Regions from separate parts of the Mus musculus genome. Here all the other regions are linked to region 3. Evidence: chromatin loops called from intact Hi-C (ENCODE). Cell type or tissue: left cerebral cortex. All regions are shown on one strand. Region 1 holds the start of Tcea1 (transcription elongation factor A (SII) 1). Region 2 holds the start of Mrpl15 (mitochondrial ribosomal protein L15). Region 3 has its middle 13 kb from the start of Atp6v1h. Region 4 overlaps Rgs20 (regulator of G-protein signaling 20).

Region 1 (8,000 bases), 220 kb after region 3:
AAGTAATGAAATAGCTCAATCAGTAAGAAAGAAAAACAACACAGGCTAATATCTGGAACAGAAAACAAACAGGAAATATTTGAAAGGACCAAAATCGTACATACGGATTAACGGGGCATGAAATTAAATGCGGGTCAACACACCTGTTTAAGAAAGAGGAACCGGGGGCGTCTGAAAGTCTTACATTATTTGGTATTAACACTAAATCCTAAGCTGGCAGCGAGTGGAAAGTCAGCGAGCTCCTAGCTCAAGCAAAACTACACAGTATTTAAGCGACAGCACTTTAGCTCTGACTCAGTTTCTTGACTCATAAAAAGAATTCTGCAGAGGCGCGTAACTCTAAAGCACTCACTGCACAAACGTTTAGCATCTCTGCACGGCTTTTACTTCACAAATGGCAAAAGTCTCTGGTGTTTTGATAATGCAAACCTGCTGCGTCTGGAAGAAGAGATTCAAGTGAAGCTGGCTGGAGAGGTCAAGTGTGGAAGCAAAGGGATGGAAAGTGGTACACACCGAGGGACACATCCACACAGACCAATCAAGGAACAGAGGATGTCATCCGTCCCGCTGCAGCCTCAGCACCATACCCGCGGAGCAGCAGCAGCCGGCTGCCCGGCACATCGCACGCAGGCCGACTTGCCAAGGGGCGGCGTATTTTCTGTTTGTGATTACCAAGTGGGTGTAAGGCAGAGCTGGGATAAACACACTTTACGGCCCGTCTGCAACTGACCGCGGCACCCAGCGAAGCCGCTCTGGGGTAACCGGCGGCGGCCACCGTACATTCTCTCAGCCCAGCGTCGAGGGCTTCAGTCCTGGGCTCACTGCGGCCGTGGGCAGCACGGACCTGAAAGCCCGGAGGGCGCGCGGCGCGGCCCGGCCCGGCCCGGCCCTGACTGACTCCGCGTGGGCCGGTGTCGCGGACTCGGCCGCGGCCTGCCCCGGGCCCGCCCGCTTACCGCATTCTTTTTCTGCACCATTTTGTCCATCTTCTTGGCAATGCGAACCACCTCGTCCTCCATGGCTCCGGAAGGCCTCCCCTCGCCCGGCCACAGCGGACGGGAAGCGAGAGAAGCTGCGCGGACGTTGGACAAGCCGCGAAGCCGCTGGCCTAGGCCTTCCTCACAGACCCGGCCCGCGGCGGCAGGGATAAGCGCTCCGCCCCCTAGGCCGTGCCAGTCAAGCACCGCGCGCGCCACACAGGCACTACGAATCGATCGCAGGAGACTGGAAAGTAGAAGTGGCTCGCTCAGGCGTGCGCTGTTCTTTTAATCTATTCCCGCCCCCAGCAGTCTGGAACTTCCGGCCCTATCCGGACTCGCGTTGCTGGCGAGCTGGAGTTGGACGGAGTCCGGCTTTCACGCCAGAGGGATCAGGCAGTAGGCGGTAGGTTGCTACGAGTTCCATCGAAACCCCTCCGGCAGAGCGTTCTCTGGGACGCAGGACAGGCATTGCCGAGGGCTTAAAGCGCATGAGCACTGAGGCTCACTCTTGGACTCAGATATTCAAACCATCTAGCCTGCTGATGAAAACCGACTAAAAAGACGACGGCCTTGAGAATTGTGACTTAAAAAAAGCCACGGTAAAAAAATGACATGTATAGTGTCTGGGATTGTTTTTACTTTGTTCCATGTGTTGAAAGTTAATAAATCAGGAGCCAATGAACATTACAGACTTTTAAGACTCAAAATATCTTCTTTCCAATGAAAAAAGTTAACTAAAACACATGTCGTGTCAAATTAAACATTTGTCACCAAGCATGATAGAAGGCCGTGGCATATAACTAATGTGCATTTTCACACTTTAAACTTAAGATCAAATAAAGTATAGCTCCCCAGGGTAACAGTGAATTCCACTTTGACTAATCAGTTTCTATTGAAAGTAAATGGTTCAGTACCATTTTTCACCCATAACTCATGCTTTTCATTTATTTTCTTTGTCCTTTTCCTTCAATTTCCTTGTGAGGTAATAAAGAGGAGACAATCACCAGGCAGTGGTGCCCCACGCCTTTGATCTCAGCACTTGGGAGGCAGAGGCAGGCGGATTTCTGAGTTCGAGGCCAGTCTGGTCTACAAAGTGAGTTCCAGGACAGCCAGAGCTACACAGAGAAACCCTGTCTCGAAAAACCGGAAAAAAAAAAAAAAAAAAAAAAAAAAGAGGGGACAACATTTTCTCATTTGCAGATGAGAAAGTGGGTCTGTGTCCAGTTAAACCATTTACTACCAATTCACACTATGCATAACAGCATTTCAAAGTTAATTACCATTAACCAAAATTTACCACTTAAGATTCTCTCTATACTAAGATAAAGCCCTTTATGGTTCAAGATATCTATCTGGTCTCCACTGCCTTGAGACAGGGTCTCTCCCTGAATTAGAAGTTTGAAGTCAGCTAGGCTGACTGGCCAGCAAATTCCCCAATCGGCCTCTCTTAGACTCCCAAGCATTGTGGTTGCAGGAATGCACATCTATGCCCAGCTTTTTTCTGCAGGTGCTGGGAATTCCATCTCAGAACCCCAGGCACTCATGCTTGGAAAACAAGTACTCCTGTCCACTTAGCCATCTCCCCAGCCTCAAGTTAAGTTTTAAGTGTTGTAAGAGAAACAAAGTTTACCATTTTAGCTTTTTGTTTTTAGACAGGGTCTTTTGTAGCCTATGCTTGCCTTAGTTATCTATGAAGCCCAAGTTATCCATAAAATCCTGCTAGGATTGCAGGCGAGCACCACCATATCCAGTTTAACTGATTTCAAGTACGAGGTGTTTACAGAACCACACGTGCTGTACATTATGACCCCTGACAGTTTCCAAGCTTTCCATCATTTATCATCAGGAACATAGAGCGGAAGAGCTGTTATTACTCTGAGCTCAGTTGTGCCTGCTTGGGAAGTTCATCATAGAGCTTGTTGACTGTTGAAGTTCATAGAGGTAGGCCTGGAGGATCACTAGACCTCACCCACATATCCAGCCATCCCTTCCAACTAGTTGTTTGCAGTTCTGCCCTAATTGGGGATGGCCTCAGGTTTCAGAGGAAGGGCTAGTCTGTAGGCTGGAAACGATTAGGAACAGGGCTGCATTATCCACAGAGGAGCCCATATCTAGGTGACGGGGATGGGGAAGGTGCAGACTTCCCCTTGTGGTTGCTTTAGGATCATCTATGCACTGTGCCTTATAAACTCATAGGTTCTCCAGAGTGAATTGTTTTGTCCTTGGAACTTTAGGAATGGGTAGACAATACCTAGGTCCACCCCCAGGGTGAAAACACCCAAGCTTATTGTGTAATTAAGATTGACTTTATTTTCCTGCCTCCACCCAAGTACTAGGTTGATCTCCATGGCTCAATAGTCTAGCTAGCATCTTTGTTTGTAAACAATAGCCTTGCAGGTGGTGATGTTGCTGCCTAAGGCAAAGTTAAGGTGATTTGAGTTAACCCTGGCTAGGCTCTTGAGCTAGTTGTTTTCTTTCTCCTCCCCCAGGGGGCTACACACTGAGAAACACTATCTCAACAAAACAAAACTAAGCATAACATTGTTGATGTAAAAACCACAGCTTTCATCTCAAAGGAAATAATATATAGCTTATTTTGGAGGCATTTTGAGTTACCATGGCCAGGAACACAGACTTATTTTATTCCAAATTCCATGTTCCAAAGTGGAAGCAGTTTCATGAAAGTTTATAGTTCAAGGCCAGGCGTGGTGGTGCACACCTTTAATCTCAGCACTTGGGAGGCAGAGGCAAGTGAATTTCTGAGTTCGAGGCCAGCTTGTGCTACAGAGTGAGTTCCAGGACAGCCAGGGCTACACAGAGAGACTCTGTCTAAAAAAACCAAAGTTTGTAGTTCTACAAGAGAAAGTAATAAATCAAGGCAAATTTCAAATGTATTGGTGGATATGTCAGTGGTGGTTTCAGCACGATGAAGCTTTTGGGTCGATGGAAGCTAGTGGTCTGCTAAGATCTGAAAAGGTTATCTATTAGTCACAAGAGTTTAGTTTAGACAAAGTGGGTGAGAAGGAATTCTGTCAGAGGGCTTGAACTAGCCCAAGTGTAGGTGAGTATGCAGAAATCTAGCCTCTTCACAGTACTGCAGTCTACCTGGTCAGTCAGTGTCTGAAGAGGAACAGCTAGAACCCTACAGCTTTCAGCATGCTGTACTATACAAGTGAAAACAGTTCTCTTTTCCTTATCTCTGACTGTACAGGGAAAACTTTCTTTCCTTTGTGGAGTATAATGTCCACTGGTTTTTAGAGACACACGATGTTCCTATTTCTAATTTGTTTCTATCGTAATTTGGTGTTGAGATAATTAGGTGCTATTTTTCCTAGTTTCCTGCTGAAGGACTAGATATTTCCCAGCTTCCCTTACGGACTATGTCCTTTTCACCCATTTGGACATCCGAACACATGGGTGACAAGATGCCTCTTTGATGTTATTGATGTGAATAAATATGGTTTATTCACCCAAGTCCTTCTTCCTGCGTTCTCTATGTCTGTTTAAAAATAAATGAATCTAACACTATTAATGTTACATACATACGATTGGTTTTGTATGTTGAGCCACTCTTACATTCTGGATAGCCTAGACTTTACTGAATAAGAATGGGATCCTATAGTGTGGCCTTGGTCCTCCTTGGCTGGTAATACTGGTTTCTTAGACTGTTTCAAAAGGGTGTTTTCTCATGCAGTTTGATACAGTTGAAAAGTGTTCTTGTAGGAAGGTCAGAATTACAATCTCAGTTGACTGCAGCACCTTATTAGAGTCAGTACAACTCCATTCTGCGGAGAGGGAAAAACACATGTTCAGAGCTGTTATATAGGCAGGAAAAGGCTGAAGAAAGCAAAAATTAAAAAATAATTTTAAAAACTCCGGTCAGTTACTTGTAAACTAGAACAGAGAGAACAATTTAAAAAAGAAGTCAGCATTATGTTACTTTTGTGTGAGGCCTGAGGAGCGTGAATTTTACTAGCTTAACTAAAACTAGCTTATTTGGTAAATTTGATACATGCCCCCTCAAAATCAGGGAAGGTCAGATAAAGAGTTTTCAGTTTAATACCTGAAAGTTTTGGTATAAGTGACTCCATTCTGATATATAGCCTGGTATTATGCTGGGCTCTAGTGCGATTTATACTAGCCAAAAACAATGGAACTCACTCTGTAGACCAGGCTGGCCTTGAACTCAGAAATCCGCCTGCTTCTGCCTCCCGAGTGCTGGGATTAAATGCTCGAGCCACCACACCCAGCTCAATTACTTCTTTAATCCCAGACTGAGTTCTCACTATAGTGGGAATGATGTAAATGTCTGTAATATGGAGTTCCCTATATAGGAACTGCAGGCGCATTTTTACCAAGTGCTAAAAGTCAACAGCCAATCACTGCTAAGCCTCGAGCTGAATGCAAATGGCTGCCTATTGCACAGATGTCTATTTTGGTTGTATTTTGAAGTGATTTTGGGGGAAAATTGATCATGAAGCAAGAAAGTAATGAACTGAGCTAAGGAGACCAGACAAGGGGTTTAATTACACTCAGGGGCTCAGGTCTGGTAGGCTTAACCATCTGGTCTTGGGGCTTTTTTTTTGTTTTGCTTTTTCCTCCCCCTCCCCTTCTTTCTTTTCTTTCTCCCCCCTCAGCCCCCCCTCCCCCTCTGCTTTCTCTCATAATGGATCCAAGCTCATTTATTTCCTTTTTTTTTTTTTTTTTTTTTTTTGAGACAGGTTTCTCCGTATAGCCCTGGCTGGCCTGGAACTCACTTTGTAGACCAGGCTGGGCTCGAACTCAGAAATCTGCCTGAGTTCTCTGCCTCCCAACTGCTGGGATTAAAGGTGTGCGCCACCACGCCTGGCGCTCATTTCTTTCTATCAATTTCTTTCTATCTTCTTGGAGCCAGTCTGGGCAGCCTGTATTTTAATAGACATTTTGTTTATTTTTATCTACGTTATCTGTTTTATCTATGTTATCTATTGCAGCACTGTGGACTGGACCCATGGCTTCATACATTCTACCCGTAGCCCACTCTCCTTACATAGAGATAGATGTTCATAGTATTTTAAATGTTCTTTCAGTAAGTATGCCAAGAAGTTTTGTCAACTTGATTGATACAAGCTAAGTCATCTGAGAAGAGTAAAGCTCAATTAAGAAAATGCCCCTGTGTGATTGGGCTGCAGGCAGAGCCTGTAGGGCATTTTCTTACTTAGTGAGTGACCGGGAAAGGCCAAGCCCATTGCAGGTGGTGCCATGCTGGGCAGGTGGTCCTGGGTTCTAAAACAAAGCAGGCTGAGCAAGCCATGTGGAGCTGTACTCCTTCATGGCTTCCATCAGTTCCTGCCTCCTCTCTACCCTCTCTGAGTTCCTGCCCTGACTGCTCAGCGATAGACTTACCTGATGGTATAAGCTGGAAACTGAAATAAACCTTTCTGTTGATTTGGTCATGATGTTTCATCACAGCAATAATACCCCAACTTAAGAAAGTAAGTCTTTCTTTTCCTCAGTACAAAAGCTGTTCAAAAAAACTTTTCAGTTTTGTTGACTCTTTGTTGTTCCTCTAATCTTACTTCTTTTCTATTTCATCTTTAACCTTTCCTTCTAACAGCGTAAGTGTAGCTAATTATGTTTCCCAAAAAACTTTTTGCAATGCTCCCACAGGTAAGACACTGAGACCCTGCCCCAAGTTGGTTCTAACTCGTAAATAAAGATGCCGACAGCCAATGGCTGAACAGGGCAGACAGAGGTGGGACTTTTAGAATTCCCAGGCTGGGGACAGACAGGAAGAAGGAGGAAGGAGAGCCACCATGTTTGAATAAGGTGGAGAAGAGGAGGCACGGTGCCTGAGAAGATGTGGGTCAGAGAGCTTAGCTGCCATGTAGTAGCCTGAGGGGCCACAGGAGGGCTGCCAGATTGGGCCTAGGGCAGCAAAGATGTAATTACAGATTTTAGTAAGTAATGACTTGGGAATATCAGAGAGAGGTGGGATAGCCACGTGGATACTAGCTAGGAAGTGGCCCAGCCATTGAGCAGTTTTAGGCATATCAAAATATAAAGGCTGTGTTGTGTGTCTTTCATTCGGGAACGCAGAACATTGGGGCTGGTATGGAGGAAGCTGTGGCCTGGATCAACTGAGTACATTAATTGGGTACTGCTACATAGCCAGTTTTTTTAAAACAACTATGCCATTTTACATTCTCACCAGCACTATACTAGACATCCACTTCCTGTACATATGTATCGTACTTGGCATTATTATTTTTTTTAATTTCCATTTACTTCTGTGTACATGTGCTTATGTTCACATGCCATGGCACATGCGCACCACTTTTTTTTTTTTACATTTGGTTCTTTCCTTCCCGCATGTGGTGCCAGGAATTGGACTGAGGTCATCAGAGTTGCAGCAAATGCGTTTACCCATTGAGCCACGCCACTAGCACCATTATCATCACTTTATTTTAGATGATCTAATAGGTATGCCAGTCTTCCTGTGATCTAACTTACAGTTCCCATCGGTCACCTTCTTAACCGTTTATATAGCTCAGTGAAAGGAATAAAATTAGACTTTTAAAATTAGAAATGAATAAAAATTAAACCATCACTTACAGTAGCTGACAAATGAATAAATTTAAAATCACAGGAATTGGAGGCCAAAAAATTGTACAAAGTAACAACAGAAGATAGAATATCCAATATATGGTGTTTGTGGATCGGGCTATTGATGGGATGAGGTTCATCTATTAAAATGTTACACATTTTGGTTTCCTGTGCTGTAATGGACTGCTTTGACTATTTCAGGTCACAGTTCTAAGTTGCAGTTCTGATGTGGAAGACACAACAGAAGTTTAAAGGGAGCTGGTCACATTGCATTCAGTGCTTAGTAGCTTTTTCTACTTTATGTAATTCAAAATCCCCCAGCTGAGGAGTGGTACTGGGAGTTTGTCTGACTGGTTATTCTAATTTCTTCCAGATTAACAACTATCACAAGAGCAGAAACAGTGTATGACGTTTGGAGGGAGGTCTTTTGTGACC
Region 2 (8,000 bases), 280 kb after region 3:
GAATCTATAGCTTACTTTTGGTAATATTGCCATTTCACAACATTAATTCTACTAGACCAGAAGAATAGAGATTCTGTTATCTAGTGCCATCTTTAGTTTCTTCCTCTAATGTCTTAACGTCTTTGCTGAAGAGGTCTTTCAACCTCTTTGGTTAGGCTCATTCCTAGGTAATTTTTTCAAAAATTTTTAAAAATTTTCTTATGCATTTGAGTGTTTTGTCTGCATGTATGTCTGTATACCACCCATGTACCTGGTACACAAAGGCCAAGAAAAGGGTTCCATTCCTCTGGAACTGGAGTTAGATACAGTTATGCACCACATGGCTGTTGGGAATTGAACTAGGGTCTTTTGGAAGAGCAGCTAAGTGTTTTTAACCATTGAGGTATCTTTCGAGCTATTGAAAATCCCACTTCACCCTCCACTTCACACCCCTCCAGCTCCAGGTAAATTTTTTGATGGTATTGTATAACGGGGGTATTTTTTAAAATTTTCCTTTCAGAAAATTCATTATCGCTGTATATAAAAACTACTGGTTTTTTGTATATTGCTTTTGTATTCTGTAACTTTACTGAAAGCATTTACCAGATCTAAAAGTTTTCTGGTTGAACTATTATGAATATTTAAGTATAGAATTAGATTTTCAAACAATGGTATCTTGACTTCTTCCTTTCCTATTTGTATCTCTTTTATATCCTTCTATCTTCTTACTCTTCTAGCTAAGTGTTTCATTCATTCAAACACTGTGTTGAATGAAAGTGGAAATATAATAAGCACCGTTGAATAACTGCAGATATTAGAGGAAATTTTATCATTTTTCATTTAATATGATGTTGGCTATTTGATTTGTTTCATGCATTCCTCTCTCCAAATATATAAAATCTAACTTGATGCAAGGTAGGTTCATCTGGGAAGTGGGGACTTAAGACTGTGACTTGGTGTTTTTGTTTTCTTTTTTTTTTTTTTAAAGATTTATTTATTATATGTAAGTACACTGTAGCTGTCTTCATACACTCCAGAAGAAGGAGTCAGACCTCATTACGGATGGTTGTGAGCCACCATGTGGTTGCTGGGATTTGAACTCCGAACCTTTGGAAGAGCAGTCAGAGCTCTTAACCGCGGAGCCATCTCTCCAGCCCCTTGTTTTCTTTTATTGTTGAAATAAATGTTTTATTACTACAGGTGCTCCTTAACTACTTAAAAAAGAAATTAGACTAATTCCTAAACCATGTGTGTATAAAATAAATACTAATGGAGAGCTTATAGAAATTTTTTATCATCATCACAAAGCTAAAAGATTGCTGCTTTATTCACCACACCCCTTTACTTTACCTTTTTAATGACATAGATTAAACTCTTCTACTAGTGAAAGAACCTAGTGGGGAAACCCCCACTCAATTCCCGATTCGGCGTGCACCCAAAAATCACAAAAGATGACCATCTTGATGTAAAAACACGAGGTAGTTTAATGGCGGAGCTCCGGGTCTAACCGTATCTCATGCAGGAGACAGTGGTTTTGAACCCTGAGGCTTGGAAGATAGGGGGTTTTATAGAAAAGGGGCGGGGCTGGGGAGGAATTGGCACAGTTTCACATGATTGGTCCATTTAAACATTAGCAGACTGTCAGAAGGGCGGGAGATAGGGAGGCGCCGGGCCAGTCCGGCATGTCATTCTCTTTATCTTTATGGCTAAGCAGCCTCAGGAATGTCTCAATGACGGGCTTACCCGGGCATGTTCTGGCCTGTTCTGCTATGTTCTCAGTCTGAGGTTTCAAAGCTCACAAACAACTCTTTGGGCTATTTGACATAAATTACATGAATCACAGGTCTCAAGTTTTATTTCCTTTCACTACATCCACTCCAGTAGTGACAAGCGCACAGACCCTGAAAACCTGGGCGCTGTCCTGAGGCGAAAAGTTCATGGAAACTTAGTCTCCTGGAATAATGACATCCTGTAAAGAGAATGCTCCAGTGTCCTTGCTTTAGTTGGTAAACAGATCTGTGTGCTTTCCCTTAATATTGCTTTATTACAAGTGCTCCTAAGGATTGATATTTTGACATATAGGTAACTTAGATTCTAGGCAGTCCTTGATCTGACCTTGGGAATGGATAGCTAAGTCACTGCCCTACACAGGAATTTACCATTATCTAGGAAAAAGGAACCAGAGTAGATACTTAGAACTATAGATAGCTGAGTTACACCCATACACAAGTATTTACAATGGCCTAGGGGGAAGGTGGACTATACAATAGACTAGAGTAGGAACTATGGCAAGGCCACAAAGCCCTTGCCCCTGGCTTCTAAAATTAAGTGGACCTTAGATGGAGCTGTTTTTGATCCCAGTTGTTTGTTTTTTTTTTTTTTTTTTTTTTCGAGACAGGGTTTCTCTGTGTAGTCCTGGCTGTCCTGGAACTCACTTTGTAGACCAGGCTGACCTCGAACTCAGAAATCTGCCTGCCTCTGCCTTTGATCCCAGTTGTTAACATTGAATTTTATCCCAGTTGGTTCCTGCCAGTCCTTCTGTGTTTGCATTCCTGTTTTTTGTAAGAATCCAGTAGCCTCTTTGTACCTTGCAGGTGTGTCACACAACTTCCCTATTTTCTTCTGTATAAAAAGTTTGATGCTCAATTTGACAAATTACATTCAGATCCACACTCCCTTGTGTAGAGTCTGTCAATTCCTGCCAACTCCTTGTCCACCTGCAACCAGAGACCTGTTCCACACAGACAGTGACCAAAGAGAGTCTGTGGCACTCTTCAATTCATTCTCATAGTTTTCTATGCTTACTATGTTGCATATGGGACAAACAGCATACAATTGGCTACAGACCATTTCCACTATGACTGATTAATATTAGTGACATCACATAAACCATACAATAAAGAAAATGTATCCTTACAAGAAATGCAACACAGTATTTTGGCTTTCCTCAATTTCATTGGCTTGCATAGATAAAAAGGGGACATGTGGGGAGCACTTCCAGAGTTAATGTTGGCTGAGTTCTTGCTTGTAATTAATCATGAATGAGTCTGCTAACATGCTTTTGCTTTTAGTTAAGACATGCATTATATCCTGCCAAGTTCCTCTGCTTTTACATATGTCCTTGAGAGACTGTCCAAGCCTGAAGGAAATGGCCTTAGTCAAACATGGATAGTGTGTACCATACACTTATCACATAAATGTTCATGTTCATTGTTTAACTTCCTGGAATTGGTCATGCTTTCTGTTGCTAGCCTTTAAAAGACACTGAGAAAGTAAACTTGCTGCTAGTGGTGGTATTGACCTGTAGCCCTCCCATATCTGTCTCTTCCATCTTCTTTTTGCCTTTCCTATAATCATCCTCATACCCCAAGTCGTGGTTTCCATGTTGAATGACCAGCAGGCTCTGGCCCCAGGCCCAAATCCATGGTTTTGAGTAGCTCACCCCGATATCTACCTTATGTGTAACCTGTTGGAACATGTGAAAGGGCTAGCTAGTCCTGCTGATCCAGAGCTGCAGGATCTCAGTGACCTAGGACAATAGCAGGATAACCGAATAGAGTCCCTGTGAGGATCCAATATTGGTGTAGCAGAAGCCAGAGACCTAGAACCAGACCAATGACTCATTGCAATGTACATTTGCAAGTAATAATGTATGGACAAAAGGGTATACTGTAGGACACACTGTGACACACGACAGCTTCACGATGAGGTTTCCTAAACTTTATTTTTATTTTGGGGGGGGGGGGGTTTGCAAGGGCAAAAAGGACGGAGGGATTGTGGATCTGGAGTGTATGATGTGAAATTCACAATGAATCAATAAAATAAAAATAAAGGTTTATTTGAGTTAGAAACAGCTGCTTATTAAATTGTCTCACCTTCACTATATAACTGATAGAGCTTGGTAGGAGCAATTCTCCAGCAAGACAGTGGAACGGAAAAAGAATATAAAAATGAACACATTGTTTTCTATATTACTTGTATTAAGACAAGTTTTAAAAATCATTTAATTTGGAGAGTTAAATATATGTTTGGCAGTTTAAGTTCATTAGCTTTGAATCCTATCTATACCATCTGCTGTGACAGCTGGGTCGATCTGATAGGCATAAAACCACACCTCGCTTCTAGCGTGGTTGTTTATATGAATCTAGTAAGGCTAACTTTAACTCAGTTTCTGGCATACCCCAGGAGCTAAGTATGCCCCACCCCCCATCGTTAACTGCAAGGCACGCTATTAGGTTGAACCTAATTAGACAATTAATTCTAGAGCCAGGCACTGTAACAGTTGAATTACCAGAGTCTCAAAGCTTGAACCTGTTCACATCATTTTGGATTACTTTTCGCTTCATGAGGCCCCACTTTTACCGTACAGCGTGTTCAGTCATTACAGGGCAGAAGAGAACAGTTTTCGTTCACAAAATGGTACCAAAGCCAGAGGATAAAGCATGATCTCACAAAAGTTGATGCAGTTCCCCGAAGTAAAAAGACATCAAGCCTGGAAGCTGGAAGACATAGCCTACCGACGCGGATGCGGTCGCTCTGCAGCACGACAGGGGCGGGGCAGTACGGCCGCTGCAGCGCGACAGGGGCCGGGCGGAGCCGTAAAGCAACGCGGAGTCTACGCCGCTTCCTGGGCGCCCTTGAAGCACCGCGGGTCATGGCTGGCACGGCGCGCGGCTGCGGGACCAGCCTGGACCTGCTGCGGTCCTTGCCGAGAGTGAGCCTGGCCAACCTGAAGCCCAGTCCTAACTCCAGAAAACGGGTAAACGCTTGGCGGCGGTGCGGGGAGTGCAGGGGCCGCGTCACTCTGGCGATGGACGCGTGCGGGCGCCTGGCTCCCTTCCGCGTGCGCCCAGTGTTAAGGATGCTAAGCAGGCGGAGGGTACACACTCGGGAACTGCAGACGATTCATCCAAAATTGCGTTTAAACTGAACTGCTTAGCAAGTGCCTATCGTCGTTATAAAAATCCCAGTGTTTTTTCTACATTCCAGCTGGCCAATGTGCAACCCAGGGTGCAACTAGAAAACTGTTGTGGGTCGGCTGCTCGGCTTTTACAGTAACTTAATATACGGCTTTTTTTTTAGGGGGGGGGGCGGTTGACAAAGTCAATTAAGGGAAAGATGTTACGGAGTTAGAGAACACCGAAAGACTACCCGACTCTATCCAGTTGTAATTAGCCAATTTTTTAATGTTATAGTGCAGCCAACCACAATTCCCCTTAGGCCCAGGTTAAAGGGGTAGAAGGTGGAGGGCTTTGAAAGGTCGCAATTACTTTATTTCTGGGGAACTTACAGCTACATGAGGAACTTTACCGAAGCAATTAATCATTTCACATCAGTTTTACAATTCTGTGGAGGGGGACAAGTTGCCAGGAGCTTATCTTTTAGGAATTTAGGAAATTAGAATGTGTCCCTAGCAAAAATTGGAGTTTTCCTTAGCCATATGTGATCTAATTACATATTTACGATTAATTTAAAAATAAAACATTTAATGTCACTCAAGCCTCGTTTTGGCTGTTTAGTTCTAGGATTTTCTTTTTCCGTTCCAGCTGCTTTTTCCTGAAGACTAAATTTAGGCCCTTAGCTTGTTTGTTCAAGCACACTATACCACTGAGCTGTAATCCCAAACCCTTTCCCGATGCCCTCTCACCGCCCCCCCCCCCCCCCCCCCCCAGGGTTTCTCTGTAGAGCCCTGGCTGTCCTGGAACTCACTTTTTAGACCAGGCTGGCCTCGGACTCAGAAATCCTCCTGTCCCTGCCTCTCGAGTGCTGGGATTAAAGGCATGCGCCACCACATCTGGTTCCCTTTCCCGATTTTTAAATGCTTTATTCAGAGACAGACTCTCAGAAAATTGGGGGTTGCTGGCCTTGCCCTTTTTTTGTAGCTTAGGCAGGCCTTGAACTTTGAATCCTCCTGCCTCAACCTAGCAGATAGCAATCACTACAGGGACCTAGCTTATTGTAGAGCTTGTTATTCCTGTTGGATCCCATCCCTTCCTTAGAACTTTGCCCTGTGTTTCACCTTGTATTTTGGTTACTAGGATCAGCTACATTCTGAGAGAACTATGTTGGTGGAGTATAAAGATGAGCACGCAGCTAGAGCAGGGCTTGGCACACGGTACTTTACCTCTGGTGCAATGGATAAACAGCATTAATATGGAATATGCTATGAGATGAGACAGTTTTCAGAAATGTATCTGAAGATCTTAAAACTCACTTTTTCTTGTAGGAAAGACGTCCAAGAGATCGGAGAAGAGGTAGGAAGTGTGGCAGAGGCCATAAAGGAGAAAGGCAGAGAGGAACCCGGCCAAGGCTGGGCTTTGAGGGAGGGCAGACTCCATTTTACATACGAATCCCAAAATATGGATTTAATGAAGGACATAGGTAAGGTTGTTTTTTTTTTTTTGTTTTTTGTTTTTTGTTTTTTTTAAGTACAAATCGTAATTTCCACTAAGAAGTACACAAGTAATTTGGTAGATACCTTATGTTTATTTAGGAACACACTTATGGTACTGTTGCTTTGAATAATTTTTAGTAATGTAACTTACCCTCTATTGTCTGTGTCACTGTATGACTATGCCCCCAGAAAAGCACATTTGTACAGAGTCTACTCAGACCAACAACATGCTGATGATAGTGCTTGCTGTCATAATTCCTTAGATGATTAACAATTGAAAAATGTATATGTATCTTTCCATATCTATATATATCTATATATATCTGTATCTATATTTATATATAAAAGGTAAATGTATCTTGCCATATGTATTTTTATTTCCATGTATATTACCTTTTTTTTTTTTTAAAGATTCATTTATTTATTATATGTAAGTACACTATAGCTGTCTTCAGACACTCCAGAAGAGGGCATCAGATTTCGTTACGGATGGTTGTGAGCCACCATGTGGTTGCTGGGATTTGAACTTGGAACCTTTGGAAGAGCAGTCGGTGCTCTTAACCACTGAGCCATCTCACCAGCCTGTATATTACCTTTTTAAATGGGTATATATTTGAAATATAGATATATTTAGATACATATACACAAACATCCCCATATATATTATGTATGTATGTATATATATATATATTACATTATGTATATAATATGTATGCATATATAATATGTTTATGGCACATTGTAGTGGGTACCATTTTTATTTTATGATGTTATTTTTTTAAATTTATTTACTTATTATATGTAAGTACACTGTAGCTGGCTTCAGACACTCCAGAAGAGGGCATCAGATCTCATTACAGATGGTTATGAGCCACCATGTGGTTTCTGGGGATTGAACTCAGGACCATTGGAAGAGCAGTCAGTGCTCTTAAATGCTGAGCCATCTCTCCAGCACCTTATGATATTATCTTGAATTAAACTGTGAGTTACTTGTGTCCATGAGTGAAGTAAATGTTTAGAGAGGTAAATTTTTTTTAGTGGACCAAAGGAAGCACTGGTGTTTTATTATGTGTTTGTGTTGTGCTTATAAATTTATTTTAGACCATCAGAAATTATGAAGGAAAACACTGGAAAGCGTGCTGGTTTGAAGAGGATACAGGAAGGTTACTTGGTGTTTTCTAATTATTACATTCCTGCTTTGCAGTTTCAGGCACCAGTATCAGCCTTTGAGTCTCAGGAGACTACAGTATCTCATTGATTTAGGTCGAGTTGATCCAACTCAACCTATTGACCTAACCCAGCTTGTGAATGGGAGAGGTGTGACCATCCAGCCGCTTAAGAGGGATTATGGAGTCCAGCTGGTTGAAGAGGTAACTCTAGATTGGATTTTGTATGTTTTGTTGTTTGGTACTATATACATACTTTGCCATACTCTCATTATGTACACATACCACATATATGCTTCACTGTGGACATTACCAAACTGTAGAGACACTATTTTCTTCTTTTCATACAGACCTCTAGTAAAGATTAATATTAAGTTAGGCATAGTGGGAGGTTAGAAATGAATTGCTATAGTTCTTAGTAGCCTTAAGTTATGACTATTAAATGGAGACCTTGCACCTCT
Region 3 (8,000 bases):
TGAACAGCTCATTTCTGACTATGGGTTAAATATAGTCCTGCTTCATGGCATGTCTGGAAATATTAGGATTGTTACCTCTCTAAACAATACTGAGTTTTATTCCAGGACATACTTCCATTACTAAGAGTATAATCTTTTGTGTCTTACATAAGCTTTGTTAGAAAAGACCAGGGCAGTGTGTACTCTATGTTTAATTTCTCCAATAATGAAGCAAAACTCTTGTGAGTTTTGAGTACCCAGTGAGAGATGGAGCATAAGGCCTTTGAGAATGCTATGAGCTATACCCAGCCTTTTCTGAGTTCCAAAGATGATTCCTTGTTTCTGGGTGAACCCATCCTGACTTCAACTCATTTCTTCACACCAGTACACTGATACCAATGAACTGGAACCTACGACAGTCTCAAGGTTTCCACTTTGAGTAGCTCTTCCTTTCCAGTACTCAGCCTTCTGAGCACCTGATGCCCAAGCATCTACAAGAATCCCTGCTCACTTCTTCACCTTCCACTCTAAGTTCCTTCCCTGAATCGAAGCCTAAAACCTTTCTCCCAGCATGAAGCCAGGACACAAATAGGCCTTAGTGTATTTGTCTTCTGTCACTTTGGAATCACTGCTCTTTCAGTGTTGATATTCAATATCTGGGTACCGTTTTTATTTTTATAAGGATCATCAAGTTTTTTGCTTGCTTCTAGAATGGGAAGAGAGGATTGGGCCACTGTCAGTCTGTCTTGACAATAAGTAGAAACCTTAGTATTCTTGGGAAAACAAATCCAAGTGGATTTTTTTTTTTAATTTTAGGAAAGGCAGAAAGTGATTAGATACTAATAATAAACTTCAAAAAATAAAAGTTAATGTCAATGAGTCAAGAAAATAAAGGTGTATAAGGGACTTTTGGGATAGCATTTGAAATGTAAGTGAAGAAAATACCTAATTAAAAAAAAGAAAAGAAAAGAAAAAAAGGGATACACATACCTATGATCTAGGTGCTCCAGAGGGGGAGACAGGAAGAGCCAGAGTCCAAAGTTAGCCTTGTTTACACAGTAAATTCAAGGCCACTCTGAGATTGGGACCCTGTCTAAGACAGAGAGGGGGTGGGGAGGGAGAGGGAGGGAAAGAAGGAGGGGGAGAGGGAGAGGGAGAGGGAGAGGGGAGGGGGAGGGGGGGGAAGGGATGGAGGGAGGAAGGAAGGAAGTTCCCTGCTTTATTTCCACTCCAAGAGACAACTGAGATTTTCATCTAAATACATTCAGGCTCTTTGTCCTCAGAACAATTCCATGCAGTCCTTGGTTCGCATCTTGCATTCTCCAGAATCATCTGCACCCTGTGCTTAAGGAGAGAACTAGTCTCTTCTGCTGAGATTTTAAGACGCTGGCTGTCTCAACTGCGAAGAGTCCTTTACAACAAAGAATAGATGCCGATGGCAAAAAATGTGTGCATCCTAATAAAAACCATTAAAAAGCTCCTTCCAGCAGGCCAGAGCATGGCAAACACCGGCCTGAGCATGGCAAACACCGGCCTGAGCATGGCAAACACCGGCCTGAGCATGGCAAACACCGGCCAGAGCATGGCAAACACCGGCCTGAGCATGGCAAACACCGGCCTGAGCATGGCAAACACCGGCCTGAGCATGGCAAACACCGGCCTGAGCATGGCAAACACCGGCCTGAGCATGGCAAACACCGGCCTGAGCATGGCAAACACCGGCCTGAGCATGGCAAACACCGGCCTGAGCATGGCAAACACCGGCCTGAGCATGGCAAACAAACACCGGCCTGAGCATGGCAAACACCGGCCTGAGCATGGCAAACACCGGCCTGAGCATGGCAAACAAACACCGGCCTGAGCATGGCAAACACCGGCCTGAGCATGGCAAACACCGGCCTGAGCATGGCAAACACCGGCCTGAGCATGGCAAACACCGGCCTGAGCATGGCAAACACCGGCCTGAGCATGGCAAACACCGGCCTGAGCATGGCAAACACCGGCCTGAGCATGGCAAACACCGGCCTGAGCATGGCAAACACCGGCCTGAGCATGGCAAACACCGGCCTGAGCATGGCAAACACCGGCCTGAGCATGGCAAACACCGGCCTGAGCATGGCAAACAAACACCGGCCTAAGCATGGCAAACACCGGCCTGAGCATGGCAAACACCGGCCTGAGCATGGCAAACAAACACCGGCCTGAGCATGGCAAACACCGGCCTGAGCATGGCAAACACCGGCCTGAGCATGGCAAACACCGGCCTGAGCATGGCAAACACCGGCCTGAGCATGGCAAACACCGGCCTGAGCATGGCAAACACCGGCCAGAGCATGGCAAACACCGGCCTGAGCATGGCAAACACCGGCCTGAGCATGGCAAACACCGGCCTGAGCATGGCAAACACCGGCCTGAGCATGGCAAACACCGGCCTGAGCATGGCAAACACCGGCCTGAGCATGGCAAACACCGGCCTGAGCATGGCAAACACCGGCCTGAGCATGGCAAACAGCAATGACAGGTTTTGCCTTTTATCTTTCTCACTTAGCTCAACCATTAGATCACATTCCTAAAGCAGCCCACAGTGCCCATTCCCTTAATTGACCAGTGGCTCACTCCTAAAACTGATCATCAAGACCCAACTAACAAAATATCAAGCTCCAGGAATCAAAATTCATTATTTTGACTAACCCATAAGAACTTACCAACATGTCCTAACTCATTCTAACACAGACCTCCCCTTTTCCCTCTTCAAATCAAAACCGGTAAAGTTATTTGCTGCTGTTTCTGTGAGATTCAGATTCGGCCACTCTTTGCCTTGCTTAATAAAGGATCTCTTTGCATTTGTTTTTGTACTTGGAGACTGGTATTTGTGGGTGGTCTGTGCCTAACCCAGGGTCCAGAGGGGAGCACTACATGGTAAAAGGGTCCCTTCAGTCATGAGATGTCAAAACTGTCTGAGGAGAGGATGGAGATTTGAAGCAAACACCTGAAAAACCAAATATGGAAATCCTTTCTTCCTACAACTTCCATTAATAACTTAGCAGTTATGGCCTGTGGGTTGACTATGAAATAGGCTGAGATTAGAAGAGATGTTCTTATATTTCTAAATGTTCCTCTGAGCCACCCACATGAAGTTTCTTTCATAACTCAGTTTGAATTCAAGCCTTGCCTGTTATATGACTATCACATAAAAGCATGTATATATAATATTGTATGTTTGAGCAAAAGCTGGGTTACTGTTCACTGCATGTCTTTACGTCCACAACAACCGAAAACAAGAAGAGCAGGACATAAAAAACATGCAGTGGGGGCTGGCGGGATGGCTCAGTGGTTAAGAGTGCCGACTGCTCTTCCGGAGGTCCCAAGTTCAAATCCCAGCAAACATGGTGGCTCACAACCATCCGTAATGAAATCTGATACCCTCTTCTGGAGTATCTGAAGACAGCTACAGTGTACTTACATATAATAAATAAATAAATCTTTTTTTAAAAATGCAGTTTTGAGAGGAAAGAAATGAGTAGCTTACTTAGAGTTGCAGACAAGAAAAGTACAATGGTGACATTATTAGTCTGACATGATTTAGAATCACATAGATGAACCCCTTGGTATGTCTGAGACAGACATTCTAAATTGGGTTAATTGAAATGGGAAGACCCATCCTACATGTGGCTGATACTATAACATGGCCAGGAGTCAAGGACTAACTAATTTGGCCAAATTCTTTGGACACAGGCAGAATACAGTCAGTTCATTGCCTGCTGTTCTCCAGGAGTTATCCACAGTCAGCAACTTAGGCCTACTTGCTTCCTAGTCTAAATCTTGAGTGCTTCCCTCCCTGTGGGCACAACTCCAGCATTGTTTCACGGAGCTCTGGGGGTTCGATTTCATAAAGGCACAAAGGCATGAGGCAAAATCAGAAGGGTACCATGAACAGATGGGGAGCTGCCTCAAAGGTCCCCTCATATGGCTTTCACTACACATTCATTTGTCATTCCTGAAGCTTGTTCTAACTTGAGACACAGGGCTACAGCCGAGTGACTCACAAAGAAGAAACTTTCTTTACTCACCTTCAGAGGGCAGTCTTGGCATACTCACTCAGTAAGCAGATCTAGCTGGAACAGACCGTTAAGATAGGTGGATAAGCCACTACTGATCCACAGAAGGGATCAGCCTTTGGCTTTGCTTTGAGTAACTTTGCAAGAAGGTCCACAGCAGACTCAGACATGGGCCAGCATTAGAGAGCCAAAGAAAAGAGAGGATCTACAGGTATTGGTAAAACCAGATGACACTATTCCTGTGGGGCATTTGTTAGGAAAGCATGCCCAGCCTTTCCCAAGAAAACCAAGGGTACCTAGAAGAGCATCTTACCAGGCAGGCTGCACAGGCACAGTTGCTGCCCCTCTTCAGAGCAGAGAAAGATTATAATCCCAGTATTGACCAAGACACAGAAGATAAAGAGGGATCCCAAGCCGTGACTGGTGTCAAGGTAAGATGATCTTCACAAGACCCACTGTCTTTGGCAGGGAAAGGATTAATCTGTGAAGAATATTAAGGCAGTAGCCAGTTGTATCATGGTAGATTATTGATGATTTATTAAGAATACTTTTGGAATAATTTACAGGAAACCTAAAAATTTGAAAACTCCCTGGAATCCAGTTTTCTCCATTCTAAACAGCTGTGTTTCACCATTGCTTTTTGAGTGTGTGCTTTGTTTTTAGTGGTTGTGTGGTTTGTTTATTTATTATGCTTTTGTGCTTGAGACTAGAGTCTTGGTTTCAGGCATGCTAAGCAGGCACTTAGTCACTGAGCTACACTCCCATAGTGCTGGCTGTTTGGTTTTAGGTGATATGTTTTTAAAAAGCAGAAAACCTACATACTTAGTTTCTTTAGCTATTGCTATTAATTCTTGAATGTTTTTCTCTGATGTAAATATTTTATGCTAAATAATTGTGGAAGAAAATATAGACTTCTTTCTAAAAATATTGCTATAAAATAATGATAAACTTCTATAGGAACATGAATATTAAAGACCTAAGAGATGCTATTTTAAAATATATAGCTTCCTAAAGTGAGTTTCCCAAGTGTGAGTTTCTGCCATTAGTCAATTTTACTTTCCAGAGTGACATTTCTCCTATTCAGTGTTGTATATTTATTTTCAGAATGTACAGAGTAAGACAGCAAATCCTCTTATCTATTAATAGAAGCATCTCTTAAAAGGTTACTGGTATGGAGAGGCATGGACTTGTGTCTGTGTTAAAGAAGTAATTGGCAAAACTCAGAAATAAATGATGCAAAACCAGAAAACTTGCCCAAGTAAGTTAGCTAGCACTGGGGACTGCAGTTGTTCCTCAGCCACAGCACATCTCCTGATAATGATCATTATGTGGTAGACTCTGCATTTAATTCTCTAGACCTGTCCTTTGATGTTATTTCATCTAATTGGCACAAGCAGAAGAAAGGTTAAAAGAAAATGAAAATGCATTTATTGTGAGTCTTTTTCTGTAGAAATAATTTTAATTTTCTGATGTTTGTGAGCAGATCATGCACTCTGCCACTCCAATCGCTGTCTTCCACTAAGTACAGAGCTGTATCTGATTAGCTGCTCATTCCCGATGTTCTCAGCGTTTCACTGTGTAGTTAAAACTGGCCTCAGACTCAAAATTCTCCTGCCTTAATCTCCTGAGGACTGTAGTTAAAAATGGGTCCCACCAACTAGGAGATCTTGATTAGCAAGGATCTAAAAGTAAATAATATTCCAAAAAGATTTCTACAAGCTAAAAATTAGACAATATTCTCAAAAAATAGACAACAACAGAAGAGAGAGAGAGAGAGAGTGTGTGTGTTTTCATGTGTATTCAGGGAGATTAGTTATAGGGCTCACCTGATATGAAAACCATCAGGTGCTCAAAGTTCATTATATAAACGGGGTAGTATTAGCATACTGTATACACATCCTCCTGTACATTTAAAATCATATCTAGATTATTTATGATAAAATAATTTAATATACTTATTAAATAATTATAATATATTAAATTAATACAATTTATAATTGAAATAAAAATATTATTCAAATAGTTATTATTCTAAATTATTTAGAAATAACAAGAAAAAATTGTGAATTTTCAGTATAGATGTGAGTTAATATATATACTATTTATAGAATACATATGTATATAATTCTCAGTGTATGCTCATTTAAATCCATATATGCAGATCTGGAAAATATGGAACCTTTAAATAAAGAAAGCCAACTGTGTATGCAGTCGGATATGTGAACAACTTTATATAACTATTTAATACAGATATATGTAGTTGGATATATGTACAACTTTACATTACTATATAATACAGATATATACTTATATATGTGTGTATTCTATTAAAATTTTAGATGTGTGTCACATGAAAATATAATATCCAGAAATTTAAGAATAACCAGGATACCTTCAGACAGCATTCTGAAACCACTGCATTCTGTTGATCCTAGGTAGTCCAATCTGCCATCTTGACCGTGACTTGTTACCTCAAATAAGCAGGTTCCAGCCTGTACAGCAGCCACTGAGAATAGCAGGCAGTGGTCCAGTTTGGATACTACTGTCCCTTTAGTCCTATTTTGTCTTTAAAGAAAACTTTTCATATTGCATTTGAATGTGCAAATGATACATATCTCTACCTAACAAGTAAAAGTTTGGCAATACTCAGTTATTTAGATCCTACAAATCAATGAACTGTTGTTATCTGCAAAACCTTGGACTAGGTGTTAAAAAACAAAAAAGAAGTAGAAAAAAAGCAGTCTATGTCTTTCCTGTTGATTTACAGTATATTGCAAAGACAAAACCACTGCCATATTATTAGCATTGCTCAAAGACTAATATAGAACACATATGTGGTTACATTCTTTCATATCAGTAAAGAGGTAAAACAATGAAGGATAGGCTATCATCTGTCTTAGTCAGGGTTTTATTGCTGTGAAGAGATACCATGACTACAACTCTTACAAAGGAAAACATTTAATTGGGCTGAGTTACAGTTTCAAAGGTTTAGTCTATTATCATCATGGTGGCATGCAGGTAGACATGGTTCTGGAGAAGGAACAAAGAGCTCTACATCTTGATCTGCAGGCAGCAGAAGGAGAGAGACTGAGACATATTGGGACTAACTTGAGCATATGAGACCTTAAAGTCCACTCCCACGGTGACTCACTTTCTCCAATAAAGCCACACCCAGTTCAACAAGGCCACATCTCCTAAGAGTGCCACTTTCTTTTTTTTTTAATATATATTTTTATTAGGTATTTTCCTCATTTACATTTCCAATGCTATCCCAAAAGTTCCCCATACCCTCCCCCACCCACTCCCCTACCCACCCACTCCCACTTTTTGGCCCTGGCATTCCCCTGTACTGGGGCATATAAAGTTTGCAAGTCCAATGGGCCTCTCTTTCCAGTGATGGCCGACGAGGCCATCTTTTGATACATATGCAGCTAGAGTCAAGAGCTCAGGGGTACTGGTTAGTTCATAATGTTGTTCCACCTATAGGGTTGCAGATCCCTTTAGCTCCTTGGGTACTTTCTGTAGCTCCTCCATTGGGGGCCCTGTGATCCATCCAATAGCTGACTGTGAGCATCCACTTCTGTGTTTGCTAGGCCCCAGCATAGTCTCACAAGAGAGAGCTCTATCTGGGTCCTTTCAGCAAAATCTTGCTAGTGTGTGCAATGGTGTCAGCGTTTGGAAGCTGATTATGGGATGGATCCCCGGATATGGCAGTCTCTAGATGGTACATCCTTTCGTCACAGCTCCAAACATTGTCTCTGTAAGAGTGCCACTTTCTATGGACCTACAGGAGCCATTTTACTTCAAGCCATCACACTATCAATCAAAGAGGGGGGGAGGGAGGAAAGAAGGAAGGAAGGAAGGAAGGAAGGAAGGAAGGAAGGAACGAAGGAACGAAGGAACGAAGGAACGAAGGAAGGAAAGAAAAGGAAAGAGAAAGGAAAAGGAAAAGGAAAAGGAAAA
Region 4 (8,000 bases), 160 kb after region 3:
TTGGTCTTTTTGCACAGTCCTGGGCTCTGTCCACTCAATTGTAGGGTTGGTGGGTCAAGTTGTAGGGTTGGTGGGTCCTGTGTCCACTCTGTCAGAGCTCCGGCGAGGCTGGATGTGGGAGTTTGACTGTGCTTACCCCATGCCATCTCTGGCAGGTATTGGGTCTTATGGAAGCCAGAGGACACCATTCCAGGGGTGGGAAAGCATAGTCTAAGGCACAGTACAGCTGGTTCAGATGCACCCAGACCTAAGAAGAGGCTGGGGCCGCGGGATTCTCAGGCTCTTGGGCACACAGGGAACACTGGAAATCAAGGAAGAGCTGCGAACAGAATCTGGGCAGGGGGGTTAGACCTAGCCTGGGGCAGCGAGGGTGGAGAAGGGGGAGCTCCTGCTGGTCCCTCAGGGAGAGTCCTTGGCTTAACGGTCTTGGGCTTGGTGGCTGTCATGGCTGGGAGAGAGGCCTTCTACAAGACATTAAAGAGTGGCTCTGTAGGCAAAGGCCTTCTCCATGGCTCCCCATGACAGATCCCGATGAAAAGAGATAGTCTGTGGTTTCAAATCATTTATTGCCATGGTGGAAAGTAGATATGTAAAACCATACCACCCTTCTTGGGGTGGGCCTGAGTAAATACCTTTTGCAGGGAGGAATGTCTGGGAAGGAACGCTTACTGGCTATGCCCTCCAAGCCTCTTCTATGTACCCCACTACATGGAGAGCTGTCTTGAACCTATGTGACCACAGGTCACATTCCTTACATGTGGAGGGGCTTGGGGCATTGCTCTTACATGACTGAGGGCCACAAATCTATGAAAGGCTGCGGCGTGGGAGCAGGCAAAGCTTCTACAGTCCCTTCGGGGTCTCCAGGGCTTCTAGCCTTAGCTCAACCAGGGATCATGCTACCTTTCATGGTCTCATTCAGGTCCATCCAACTACTGGATGTTTCTACTGGGTTTCCTTTGTTTTGCGGTTCTAAGGGTGAACCCAGGGCTGCTCGTATGCTGAGTCAGCGTTCTCCAGTCTAAAGCACAGTGCCATATAAATAAAATTATCCCCCTATCTTGAGCAAATTTTTTTTCGGGTGTTTTTCACAGCAGGGACAGCTGGGATAGAAACCGGGATGCCACTGGCTTTCAGGCCCTGTGATTTGAGCACTCCACTTTACAGACAGTTTCCTATTAAACCTGGACTGGCATCAGAAACCTACACCCAGTTTCTAGTCGGGCAGAAACCTGCAGTGCCCAGGGTTTTGTCTTCATTACCAGGCATGAGTCTATGCATGCTGCCTTCTATCTTCACAGGCCATCCTACACGCATTTAAAGAAGCACAGCTGTGTGGTTTTCTAAGGAGCTAACATTCCTTCCAACATGAGAGAAATAGTAAGCTGACTTCTTTATGGCCTGCTGAGTTCTCTGGCCTTGGGCCAGCAATCTGCTTCCCAGGCCTTCCAAGGGTGTCCCCTTTCATTCACCTGTTTCTCTCAGCAGTGCAGACAGTTAGGGCTCAGACTGTTAGAACACTTTGTTTGCTTTGGGGTCTTTTGAATGACAAAATGACTCGGGGAATTTGGATGAATTTACAACCAGAAATAATTGCTGCTTCTCTCCACAGGTCAGCTTGGACTCCCGAGTACGAGAGGTTATCAACAGAAACATGGTGGATCCATCCCAGCACATATTCGATGACGCTCAACTGCAGATCTACACTCTAATGCACAGAGACTCCTATCCCCGCTTCATGAACTCCACAGTCTATAAGGATTTGCTTACGTCCTTAGCTGAGAAAACAGTTGAAGCATAGGTGGTTTCAAATATATTTATTATTAACAAAACAAGAAAATAACTCATGGACTACAGCTAGCACAGGGAATTTAGCGATAGGGTGTCTTGTGCTACAGTGATTCTTGGACTGTTGTAATAACAGATTCCTCCTCCACAGAAAGCTATAGATTCACAATGGAAACTACAACTGCCTTTAGTGATACTTATCAGAAAAAAAGGGGTGGGGGGTATGAGAAAAAAGGGGTGGGGGTAAGGCTGCCTTAGAAAGATAGTGTGCTCACATTCACATAACAGTAGCATGTTCTCAAGGGCAGAGCATGTACTAGTCTCTGTTCTGCCTGCAGCACAGATGTACAAAGAGCAAATGGGAACACTTTCTTTTGCATGAGTTCAATACTGTATTACCCTCCAAAGAAACGGCATTCAAATCTTCCTCAACTAAGCCTTCCTTCATTCTGAATACTTCACTTGGTACCATGCTAGGACTGAGAGTCATATTTCACAAAGATGTGACTATTCCTTGTAAAAAATGGAAAATCTCTCTCTCTCTCTCTCTCTCTCTCTCTCTCCCTCTCTCTCTCTCTCTCTCTCTCCCTCTCTCTCTCTCTCTCCCCCTCTCTCTCTCCCTCTTTCCCTCCCTCCCTCTGTGCATGCATGCATCCAAGTGTGTGTGTGTGTGTGTGTGTGTGTGTGTGTGTGTGTGTGTGTGTGTGTGTACATACGTACGTGTATCTGTTATGGTTGGTGGAACAAACCATGCTCTTGGTGGGTCACTCTCAGACATTTAGTAAGGAAAACAACACTTAAGTGAAAGGGTGACTGTATTATCAGAATCTATCAAGCTGAAGAGTGAATTTTGAAGTCCAAAGCTTGTCATGTTCACAATTTCTCAAATAAACATATTTTAATTTTTAATGAAAGATATGTGGATATTTTCATCCTGAAAACAACAAGAGTTTTCTCTCAATCTTGTATTATTTTATCTGGCATTTCTGAGGAACACAGATCATGTAGGGATGCATGCAATCCATTTTTCACCATCCAGATGAGTGTTCTGTCTTTAGATTCCAAGATATTATGTTAATCACAGCAAATAGGATGACTTCATAGTTTACAGGTAAAAGTAGTTATAGACCTAAGCCACACTGAACAATCCCATGTCTACAACAAATGGGAAATATAACACACTGGACAGATTTCAGGTTAGACACTTAATTTACAGAGAACACACCAGCTCCAACCTTGTAGAGAAGTCTTGGCCTCCCTTTTGCCTGGTCCTGCATCAGCCTCATTGGCTTTGTTACTCAGCTCAACCCCAAATAAGACTCCTTTCCCTCATTCTCAACAAACCATCTCACCTCTAACTTTTCATGAAGCTTGTCCCTCACCCCTTACTCTGTGTATGAACCCATGAATACACACATCCCAGCATCCCTCCTCACCTCCTTCAACTCATCTCAGAGAATAATGAGCTTTGTACTTTTCATGGTGCCAGTCTCTTGCATATGGTTCTGATCCCATTTTATTCAACCATTATTTTCACTGAACAGAGGCCATAACTGCGATTCTCCAATGGGTTACGTGCCAATGGTACCTACAATGTATTGTTATAAGACCTAGAATGGAGCAAACCCAGCGCAAAGAATTTTAAGGGTTATATAAAGATTTCAGCAGAAGTTCCACCAGAGTTTAACTCTATAGAACAAGACTGTATATGTCCTGCCAATAGTTACTATAGGTGAAGAGGCTATTTGAGTGACTCCAAATGATACAGTTAAGGACATGTAAAGTATAAGGTAATTGTAAGACATATATAAGGATACTCATTTGTGTAGAGGGACCTGCATGGCCAAGAGTCTAGGCTTGGAGCTAAGTGTAGTTGCACATACCTGCATTTCTGGCACACAGGAAGCTGGAGCAGGATTTTGAATTTGAAGCTGAGATGAACTATTCAGAAAGAATCTGCATTAACAATTACAGCATAGATTCTAATATGGAGGACTGGTTTTCAGCACAGACAGTTTAGAATCCTTGGGGAGGTAAAGCATGAAGACTGCTGACAAGCCCTTGTGTGCATGGGCAGAGAGCTGAGTCTCAAAGAAGGCTTAGAAGGATTTGCCTTGTAAGAGGGAAGAAAGAACATGCAGATATGGCATAAGAACAGATGTTTCAAGGAGAGGGAAAGTAGCATTTCCTAGGGATAAGGCAACGTCTACTTATCTAAGCTTGGTCTGCTCTCCCACACTGTAAGCTTGCTCTATTTCATGCATAAGAACAAGCCTATATCTGTTAGCACAGTTAGCACTCTTTCAGTAGGCTTTCACAGCATCCCCCTACTGCCTCCACCCCATCTCCCTATTCATACTCAAACAGAAAGGTGCTCTGACTGTTCTAGTAGGGCATCTGTGGCCCTAGAGCACATCATTTCCAACCTTATCCTCCTATCATGGGTGATTTCTTCCTGGAAACCCTACTCCCATCTCTTCTATGGGTCCTCCTAGCTCTGTGTACTCCCTGAATTCTTCTCCATTCCTCTTTCAATAGTAGAACAAGTAGACAAAGCACAGGGGTTCCCCAGCCAGAGTTACCCCAACTCCATAAGCATGCCAGTAGATGAGAATAGTAAGTAACATTCTTTGGGCATGTCTTCTTGGTAGCACTGTGGGGTAATAATAGCACTGTGTGAGGATTTAGAACACACTCATGTAGATTACAGAAAATACTTACAACATGATAATCACTGCTATCACCTGTCTATTGAGAGTACTTGCTCCTGAAATTTGGATTTGGCTTACTTTTCCCTAGTGTCCCTCCTATATACTTAAAATGTACTGAATATCTACCAGTCAGGGTCTGGTCTGAAATCCCTCCTGAATTTTAGTCAACTTCTGTCTGGACATCTGGTATATCTCACAAATGAGGGATACTCAGCTTGTCTTAATCTTGACCTTCACCCTCTAAGCTTACCTCACATAATCCAGTCAGTTTTTTAAGTGTTCAGCTGGTGCTCACTTGGATTTTCTCTTCTTGTGTATTCTTCCCAAGGCTGGTCATTTCTCACTTCTCTTTTTTTCTCTTTCCTTCTCTGACCCGGCACATCTCACTTTATGACTGTTAAGAAGAGCCCCCACACAGCCAGTGGTGGCCCACACCTTTAATCCCAGGATACAGGAGTCAGAGGCATCTCTGTGAGTTTGAGGCTATGTTACAACTCAGATGGAAAGCTAGGAGTTGAAAGCCAATGAATACTGAAGAGGTCCATTAGAGCAGTTAGTGTTCTACGGGTGAAATGTGGAAGTTGGAAGTCTTCAGGGGGGAGTTTAAGTATTGCATATCTGAAGGCAGTCAGGAGCCAAGGATTACCACAAAGTCACACCACACAACAAACCTCACATAAGAGATTTATTGGGAGGGAGAAACTTAGGAGGGCAGCTGCCTCTGATTGGGTGAGAAGACAGCAGGGAACTGAGCAGTAGGCAGAACTTATATAGGATTTCTAGGAGGTGGAACTTTCCAGGGCAGAGCTTTCCAGGATAAGGATTGGTGGGGTTTCAAGTCCTGAGCTTGGGGGAGCTCAGGGATTGGTGGATTGTCCTCTTCAAAGATTGGTGGGATTTTTTTTTTCTTTTAAGGTGGGACCTGGCCACTCTACTGCCTCAGGGCTGGAAATGACAGTTACAGCTTTTAGAAAAGGACTCTTGGTGCTTTGAGGGATGTCTTGGGGGCAGGTTCGGGTTGCTGGAGTTCCAAGGCAGGGCCTGGCCACTTTCCTGCCTTGAGGGTTTACAAGGTTTATAAAGGGAGTCCATGTCAGGGAAAGTTTTCCTTGCCATTTGGCATGAATAGATAGTAGAAGGGCCTGGCCACTCATGTGCCTAAAGGGACTTACATTTATGAATATATGTTCCAAGAATCCGGTAGCTACTTAGTCCATGAGCCTGGGTGTCTCAGCTGGTCTTGAGTATATGATGGAATCCCAAAGGAGTAGGTTATAAAGGCAGAGAAGAATAGACTTGTTTGCAAGATGAGAGCAAGAAGACAAAGAGCAAAAGTTTCTTTCATCCTGTGTCCTTTATATAGGCTTCCAGCAGAAGGCATGACCCAGATTAGATCTGCATTAAATATCTGGATTCAAGGTGTGTCTTCCAACCTCAAAATCCGGATTTGAAGTAGATCTTCTCATCTCAAGTTGCACAAAAATTGCTCAAAGGTGTGACCTCTAGTTTTTTTAGTTTTAGTTCATTTCAGATATACAGTCAAGTGGACAACCAAGAAGAGCCATCACAGGGAGATGGGTCTGTAACAGATGGGCTTGATAAAATGGAATTACTGATGAAGATGCATCCTCATGTTATACCATGCACAAACCCCAACTCAAAATGATTCAAGATTCACATATTAAGGCCCCAAACTGTAAATCACTTATATAAAAATACAACAGAAATGACCTCAGCGTTGCTGATGGATTTTGAAGATGGTGCCAAAGCAGAAGCTACAAAAACAAATGAAGAAATGGCAGTACATGAGAATCAAACACTTCCTGTCTACACAGGAAACAGTCCACAGAAGGAAAGCTGCCTATGGATAGAGTGGGAGACCCTGCTCAAACACTATGTATGCATCTGTCAAGAGCTAGTCTAGGAAAAGCTAAAACCTAGCAGCTGATCTTCCTGAGAAAGATCCACCATGGACTAAAATCTGCAACAGATTTGCTTCTCTAGGCAAGGCATAGAAAATTAAATCCGAGGAAAGATTCCTGCTATTAATATGTTTTACCTGTTATTAATAACAATCACAAGGTATTGACTCACCCCCTTTTAAGCAGATTTCTACACTTATGAAGATGTACTAACTTGTAGTGATGTTATATAGATAAATACATAATGATGCTATAGAAGTCCTGTCTTGATTCAAATAATTTTAGAAAAAAAGTTTTTAGAAATGGTCTTAGTTGCTAGAGACATGTAATAAAGTTAGAATCAAGAATAGAATGTTCCCACTTCTCATGATAGTAAGTAAAGGCTGCATAGTAGGAAATTCAATAAGCATTCATAATTATACTAAAAAGAGAAATAGACTTGGGACAAATTTGTGTTCAAGGAAAGATATTTAGGTCCAAGAATAAAGTTACAGCTATGCACTATGATAAGGCAAAGCCACGTAAAAACTGTAGCTTTGACCTTATAATAAGTATATTATAATGAAGCACTGCTTTGAACTTAATATCAACATCCTTCTGTAACTCCCATTCTATAAAACATTTTATCTCTGAGGTAATTTTCTAAGGAACTTTTTGTCTAAGAAAGTATAAAAAGACCAGAGAACAGAAATAAAGTTGTTGATTGAATGGTTTGGCTTGGGGAGCTTTGCCCCATTCATCCATCAATCCATCCATCCAAATGTATATGTCTGTTTGTCTATATGTTTGTGTGTAGGTATATGTGTATGTATGTAAGCATGCTTGAATACTTGTGGAATTGATTGTGACAGTCAGGCCTGACCAGAGTGTGGGTGTATGCATGTTTGAATGTGTATGTGTATATTTGCCTGTATTATGCATCTTAATTCTTTTCCTTTCCTTTTTCTCTGGTTCACAAAGAGTTAACCAGCTTAGCCAGAGGGGCTTCTGGCTGATTCACCTGAGAAAGGAGCAGCAGCAATAAATCCTTTCACTTAATCCCCTGCTGTTAAACAGTGTTAATTGCTAGATATCAGCACTTACTAAAGTACAGGTAAAGAGTTAAGTTCTTAGCACAGAACAGTAAGTTTTAGTTTGCCTAAAGCATAGAGTTAAATAAAGCACAGAGAATTACAATGCTTAATAAAGTACAGAGGTAGAGAGAAAAGAAGCCAGTGTTTTTAAACCATAGAATCAGTTAAGAAAGTTTTTAGAATCTTTTAGAAGTTATCAGCAAGCGTTCAGTACAGTCAGTGAGCTAGAAGGCCAGAGACCACCAGTTTTTATAACGACATCTGGAAACATCAGCCTTTAAAGCCATGTCTGACATTGTGTCCCACTTTAAGCCATTTCAAGCCAGGCAGGCTCCCTAAATTCATCTGCCCATTTATATATTAAACATGTGTAAAAGTGACTCAGTGGGTAAGTACTTTCCTTGCAAATGTGAAAACCTAAATTCTAATCCCCAGTACCAATGTACTTGGACATAAGAACTTAGGAACACTGAAGGACATAGGGATGGATCCCGGTAGCTTGCAGGCCA

The links. A loop is a pair of places that touch in the nucleus more often than their neighbours do. Peaks named below come from ENCODE experiments on the same cell type or tissue, not always from the same donor. Only the 100,000 strongest peaks of a DNase experiment are listed, where the experiment ranks them.
Region 1: a loop joins it to region 3, with 2.9 times the contacts of the local background. A loop is called at or near these places in 7 of 42 quality-filtered maps.
Region 2: a loop joins it to region 3, with 6 times the contacts of the local background. A loop is called at or near these places in 11 of 42 quality-filtered maps.
Region 4: it touches region 3 in a loop (2.8-fold over the local background); 3 of 42 quality-filtered maps call a loop at or near these places.

Annotation. Positions count from the first base shown.
Region 1 is chr1:4,850,933-4,858,932 of GRCm38, reverse strand. It overlaps Tcea1 (transcription elongation factor A (SII) 1), which reads right to left and starts at 1,239. Exons shown (of 10, transcript NM_011541.4): 1 at 957-1,239. The coding sequence starts at 1,019. In left cerebral cortex, a CTCF peak has its summit at 3,175; DNase peaks (open chromatin) are centred at 370, 534 and 1,262; H3K4me3 peaks cover 2,004 bases; H3K27ac peaks cover 1,855 bases.
Region 2 is chr1:4,782,311-4,790,310 of GRCm38, reverse strand. Mrpl15 (mitochondrial ribosomal protein L15) reads left to right here and starts at 4,585. Exons shown (of 5, transcript NM_001177658.1): 1 at 4,585-4,738; 2 at 6,206-6,360; 3 at 7,578-7,743. The coding sequence starts at 4,634. In left cerebral cortex, CTCF peaks have their summits at 4,440 and 4,646; a DNase peak (open chromatin) is centred at 4,558; H3K4me3 peaks cover 2,028 bases; H3K27ac peaks cover 1,105 bases.
Region 3 is chr1:5,066,478-5,074,477 of GRCm38, reverse strand. It overlaps a transcript of Rgs20 not described here. Among named protein-coding and RNA genes, the nearest start is that of Atp6v1h, 13 kb to the left of the region's middle. In left cerebral cortex, a CTCF peak has its summit at 4,050 (motif pointing right); DNase peaks (open chromatin) are centred at 3,085 and 4,049.
Region 4 is chr1:4,904,272-4,912,271 of GRCm38, reverse strand. Rgs20 (regulator of G-protein signaling 20) reads left to right here. Exons shown (of 5, transcript NM_021374.5): 5 at 1,610-2,696. The coding sequence ends at 1,798. Among named protein-coding and RNA genes, the nearest start is that of Tcea1, 51 kb to the right of the region's middle. In left cerebral cortex, no CTCF peak of the experiment used is centred here; DNase peaks (open chromatin) are centred at 1,364 and 4,014; H3K27ac peaks cover 333 bases.